2 separate regions of the Homo sapiens genome follow, and region 1 is linked to region 2. Evidence: read pairs that join two places in POLR2A ChIA-PET (ENCODE). Cell type or tissue: PC-9. All regions are shown on one strand. Links, peaks and the distances in the headings refer to the core of each region. The heading gives the core; the rest is flanking DNA.

Evidence for each region. ChIA-PET counts read pairs that join two places held together with the same protein. Peaks named below come from ENCODE experiments on the same cell type or tissue, not always from the same donor. Only the 100,000 strongest peaks of a DNase experiment are listed, where the experiment ranks them.
Region 1: POLR2A ChIA-PET joins it to region 2 with 17 read pairs; 2 of 35 experiments call an interaction of 5 or more read pairs at or near these places.

Annotation. Positions count from the first base shown.
Region 1 is chr7:105,231,953-105,234,873 of GRCh38, reverse strand. All of the region lies in intron 2 of SRPK2 (SRSF protein kinase 2), which reads left to right. Among named protein-coding and RNA genes, the nearest start is that of SRPK2, 160 kb to the left of the region's middle. In PC-9, for the core only: no CTCF peak of the experiment used is centred there; no DNase peak of the experiment used is centred there.
Region 2 is chr7:105,005,694-105,008,614 of GRCh38, reverse strand. No RefSeq gene overlaps it. Among named protein-coding and RNA genes, the nearest start is that of KMT2E-AS1, 7.0 kb to the left of the region's middle. In PC-9, for the core only: no CTCF peak of the experiment used is centred there; a DNase peak (open chromatin) is centred at 1,774.

The DNA of each region.
Region 1 (2,921 bases), core at 314-2,813, 230 kb before region 2:
TTTGAAATTCTGTTACCATCTTCTCCATGTCTGTGATGCCCTCTTTTCTTACCCACACTGAACCTTTTTTTTTCCTGCTTCATATAGCATGTGGTGAATCTTATATCAGCACACCTATCTTCATTGCTTTGGTGCTTTTCTGCTTGCTGCTTTTCTTCTTCTAATGTGTAAGTTATTTTAAGGCTGCCTCTCCAACGCAATACATAGCTAAGTGCTTAAGATCCTGGGCTTTGTAGACAGTCTTTGTTTTGAAGGATGGTTTAGTTACTATTTAGTTATATACCATTGGGTAAGTTACTTAATGTTTCTCAGTCTCTGGACGTTGATAATAATTAGTTTGTTGGCTGCATTATTTTACGGGTTGAAGTGGCACATAGTAAGCATCAGTATAGCCTATTATTAAATTTTGTCTTCATGGTATTTAGCACATCGTAGAGATCCAGGAAATATTTCTTAAATGAGATAGTAGAAGTTTCTCTAATGATCTTTTGGTAGATTGAAAAGCAATAGCAATCCATTGATGAAATATTAGTTTACATTTCAAAAATCTTATTTACTGGTTAATATATTTGCATTGTTTTAAACAGTATTTAATTCTGTCCCTTTGTTTAAAACAAACAAAAAACACCCACAACCGCATTTTCCAGTGGCAACTACTAGTATAAATCTTTGTAGTCTTTTTCTTTTTACATAACTGAAATTACTAAAATAATCAGTCTCATTTACCTTATTATAACTGGTGCAGCAAAGGTGTTCTTAATGTGAATCTGTTTAAAACAGGGATCTAAATTTTATGTAAGTCATAAAAAAATTTAATTGGGCCTTATTTTAATAATAATAGATACTAATTATTAAAATGAAATTAGTTTTATTTTAATATTTAACAAAATTTATCACTCTTGGATCTGTTAGTTTATAGAATGAACAAAGAATTGACCCAAATATTGTTTCTCTTGTAATAGTTTCCAAAAAAATATGATTTTTTACTTATTTTATTTTTATTTTCATTTTTCATTTTTTTTGAGACGGAGTCTTGCTGTGTCGCCGAGGCTGCTGGAGTGCATTGGCTCACTGCAATCTCTGAGTCCCAGGTTCAAGCGATTCTCCTGCTTCAGTCTCCTGAGTAGCTAGGATTACAGGTGCACACCACCATGCCTGGCTAATTTTTTTTCTTTGCATTTTTAGTAGAGACGGGATTTCATCATTTGGCCAGGCTGGTTTTGAACTCCTGACCTTAAGTGATCCACCGGCTTTGGCCTACCAAAGTGCTGGGGATAACAGGTGTGAGCCACTGCGCCCAGCCCGTATTTTATTTTTACAGGAATTATAAAGGAACTATTTTGTAAAAGTAGTTGAGAGCTTCACCTCTTTTCCACTGATCTCTAATTCTCTCATATGCAAGTTCTCCATTAAAGAGCCTGTCAGTCCATTATCTTTGTTGATATTGTCTTCTACAGTTGTTAGTTGGTCTGCTGGGTTCTTGTTTGCCAGTACCCTTGGCTGTTACTAAGGTCAACAAGGCTTTTATTGCTACCATGAAGTCTTGCATATTTTGTAAGGTTTTCAGGTTTATTGAATTGTATCTGCATTCTCTTGTCAACTGCTTAGTTTCAGATGCGATTAGGTGTTTTCAGGGTGGCGTGACTATAGACAGCCACTCAGTTTCTATCAAAGACTATTAATTGACCTGTGCCTTCATTAAACTCCTTCCTTCCCTTTCCCCTTCCTTCCTTCCTTCCTTCCTTCCTTCCTTCCTTCCTTCCTTCCTTCCTTCCTTCCTTCTTTCCTTCCTTTCCTTCCTTCCTTCCTTGCTCCCTCCCTCTCTCCCTCTCTTCTCTCTTCTCTTTTCCTTTCTTTCCCTCCCTCCTTTCCTTTGCCTAGGCTGGAGTGCAGTGGCGTTATCTCAGCTCACCACAACCTCCGCCTCCCAAGTTCAGTGATCAAGTGATTCTCCTGCCTCAGGCTCCTGAATAGCTGGGATTACAGGCACCCGCCACCACACCCACCTAATTTTTGTATTTTTAGTAGAGACGAGGTTTCACCATGTTGGCCAGGATGGTCTCGATCTCTTGACCTCGTAATCCACCTGCCTCAGCCTCCCAAAGTGCTGGGATTACAGGCGTGAGCCGCTGAGCCTGGTTATCTTTTTTTTTTTTATTATTATTGTTGTTTTTTTTAATGGGGAGAGATATTTGAAAAGGGTCTGATTTTATTAATGGTTATTTCACATGTGAATATTTCTGTTACTGTTTTTTTTTGTTTTGTTTTGCAGCCTTTTCACTTTAGAGACTTAGATTACAAGTGTTTGAATAATGATAATATCCTAAGTACAAATTTTTATTGCCGTTTTTGTTTTACTTTTGTACTTAAAAACTCTTTGCAAACTTGATCTTTTTTTTTTTTTTTTTTTTTTTTAGATAAGGTTTCGCTCTTGTTGCCCAGGCTGGAGTGCAATGGCGCGATCTCGGCTCACCGCAACCTTTGCCTCCCGTGTTCAAGCGATTCTCCTGTCTCAGCCTCCCGAGTAGCTGAGATTACAGGCATGTGCCACCATGCCTGGCTAATTTTGTATTTTTAGTAGAGACGGATTTCTCCATGTTGGTGAGGCTGGTCTCGAACTCCTGACTTCAGGTGATCTGTCCGCCTCCCAAAGTGCCGGGCTTACAGACGTGAGCCACCGCGCCCGGCCTGCAAACTTGATCTTAAAAATAAATTTTAGTCTGGGTGTGGTGGCTCATGCCTTGAATTCTTAAAGCAGGCAGATTATATAGGCAAGAGGATTGCTTAAGCCCAGGAGTTCGAGACCAGTCTAGGCAACATAGCAAGACCCATCTCTACAAAAGGTAAAATTTCCTGGGTGTGTTGGCAAGTGCCTATGGTTCCAGCTACTCAAGAGGCTGAGGTGGGAGGATTGCTAGAGC
Region 2 (2,921 bases), core at 315-2,814:
TTTTTGTATTTCGGGGTTTCGCCATGTTGGCCAGGCTGGTCTCGAACTCCCCACCTCAGGTGATCCGCCCATCTTGGCCTCCCAAAGTGCTGAGATTACAGGCATGAGGTGTGGCACAGGACAGAGAAAGACTTACTTTAAAACATACCTGTCTTCAACCCAGAAGAGACTGGCTTTTAGAGCCCTCAATGTAGCAAGAAGAGCCTGAATCAGAGCAGGAGTGATAAAGAAGGAATCTAAGTTATTACAGAAACATCCGTAATTGTTGCCTGGGTGGGTATAAGGAAGAAGAAGGAATTGACTTTCAAGAAAAATAATTGACATTTGATAGTCTTCACAGATAAAAGCCAAAACAGGGTAGATTCAGTCTTAATAGGAGACAAATTTAGCAAGAAAGCTGAGATCTTGGGTCGGTCTACATTTTAGGCCAAGGAAAAGGAACTGATTGCATTTGTTTTTTAAGATAGATTATACGCCAGTGCATAACATATTTAACCTAAGTCTGATTAGCTTTATAATAATTTTTAAATTATTCATAACTATCCTAAGCAATACCTTTTATTGTTAGATTATTATGTAATGCCCACAAATGATAGATAGCATTTGAAAGTAATTGCTGGCTGATTATAGGCATGGTGGCTTATGCCTATAATCCCAGCACTTTGGGAGGCCAGGGTTGGTGGATCACATGAGGCCAGGAGTTCAAGACCAGCCTGGCCAACGTGGCAAAACTCTGTCTCTACTAAAAATACAAAATAATTAGCTGGGCGTAGTGGTGCACATCTGTAATCCAGCTACTCAGGAGGCTGAGGCATGAGAATTGCTTGAATTGGGGAGGTGGAGGTTGCAGTGAGCTGAGATCGCACCACTGCATTCCAACCTGGGGGACAGAGTGAGACCCTGTCTCAAAAAAAAAAAAAAAAAAGGAATTGCAAGTAGCCTGTAATCCCAGCACTTTTAGGAGTCCGAGGCAGGAGGATCACTTGAGACCAAGCTGGGCAACATGATGAAACCCCTGTCTCTACAAATAATTTTTTTAAAATATTAGCCAGGTGTCTGGCACACGCCTGTAGTCCCATTTACTTAGGAGGCTTAGGTGGGAGGATCACCACTTGAGGCCAAGAGATCAAGATCAGCCTGGGCAACATAGCAAGACCCCCACCTATAGGAAAATAAATCCGAGCGTTCCAAGTGTTCAGCTATTCACCCACTTTAGGTTTCCACCTTCCTTAGAAAGTAGAGTAGTATAAATTATTTCTGAAATTTGTGAAACGATGTACCACATAACCCTCTCAAACCAGGTTGCTACTACTTCCAATGACTTCATTGATAAGGGGCAAAGTAACTCGAATGATGGGTGAGCTCATGACATGGTTTAGCTCCGTATCAAACTCTGGATTTGGGAAAATTGCTACTGATTTATTAAACACTTGAATTCTTATATGCTAGGTCAGAATTTGGCAACTAAACTCTCAGAAATTTGTAAACTTCCTTTTTACATAGAAAAGTGAATCCAGGCTGGGTATGGTGGCACGTGCCTGTAATCCCAGCTGCTCAGGAGGCTGAGGCATGATAATTGCTTGAACCTGGGAGGTGGAGGTTGCAGTGAGCCCAAGATTACACTGCTGTACTCCAGCCTGGGCAACAGAGGGAGGCTCTGTCTCAAAAAAAAAAAAAAAAAAAAAAAAAGTGAATATACTGTACTGTAAAGCCTGTGCACCTCTTCATCACACATAATTGCCTGTACATTATGCCCAGTGCCTGGCCCCTATTGGATTTCTGACAAGCTTTAATGTTGTTAGGTTAAGAGAGAACCTGTTCCTCAAGTTTAGTCTTATCTCTAGTATTTAAATTTTTCATGAAGGAAGGCTGTGCTAAGGCGATACTTCATTCCTGAAGAACACTTACTTAAATAAGTAATGTTCAATTAATTTTCCTCATTCTATGAAAAACTTGAAAAGGCAACAAAAATATTCACTATTCTCTGGTTCATTTGATAACAATATTGTGGTAGTCTAGGCATCTCTCCCATGTCCCAAGCACAGCTTATCTGACCACATCTATACAACAGACATTCTGTAGCGACTCTCTTTGTTCTATTCCATGCTCCTACTTTATGGCCAGTGAAAGGGCAAATGGAAGTCAAAAGGGTAAGAGGACACGTTAGATAGCTTTGATTGAAGCATTCTTTTAGAAGTTAAATGACTGAAAAAGGTTTTACAAATGACATCGAGTCAAGGGTTCATCTGAAAGTATCTAAAAGTTAACTAGTTCCCTTTCTCCACAAACTCTGCCCATGTAGGTAAGTTTTATTTTTCTGAGGAATAAGAAACATATGCAGTTATTTGCATTTATAATATTTTGTGAAAGTTCTGTATTTTCTTGTTTTTTTTGAGACGGAGTCTCTGTCACCCAGGCTGGAGTGCAGTGGTGCAATCTCAGCTCACTGCACACTCTGCCTCCTGGGTTCACACCATTCTGCTGCTTCAGCCTCCCGAGTAGCTCGGACTACAGGCGCCTGCCACCATGCCCGGCTAATTTTTTGTATTTTTAGTAGAGATGGGGTTTCACCGTGTTAGCCAGGATGGTCTCGATCTCCTGACCTTGTGATCTGCCCGCCTCGGCCTCCCAAAGTGCTGGGATTACAGGCGTGAACCACCGCGCCCGGCCAAAAGTTCTGTATTTTTATGAGCTCCAGGTGGTCTTATATAACCCATAGCATTTGATTCCTAAGAATACATCCTCTTGGCCAGGCGCAGTGGCTCACACCTGTAATCCCAGCACTTTTGGAGACCAAGGCGGGCAGATCACAAGGTCAGGAGTTTGAGACCAGCCTGACTAACATGGTGAAATCCCGTCTCTACTAAAAATAGAAAAATTAGCTGGGTGTGGTGGCGCACGCCTATAATCCCAGCTACTCA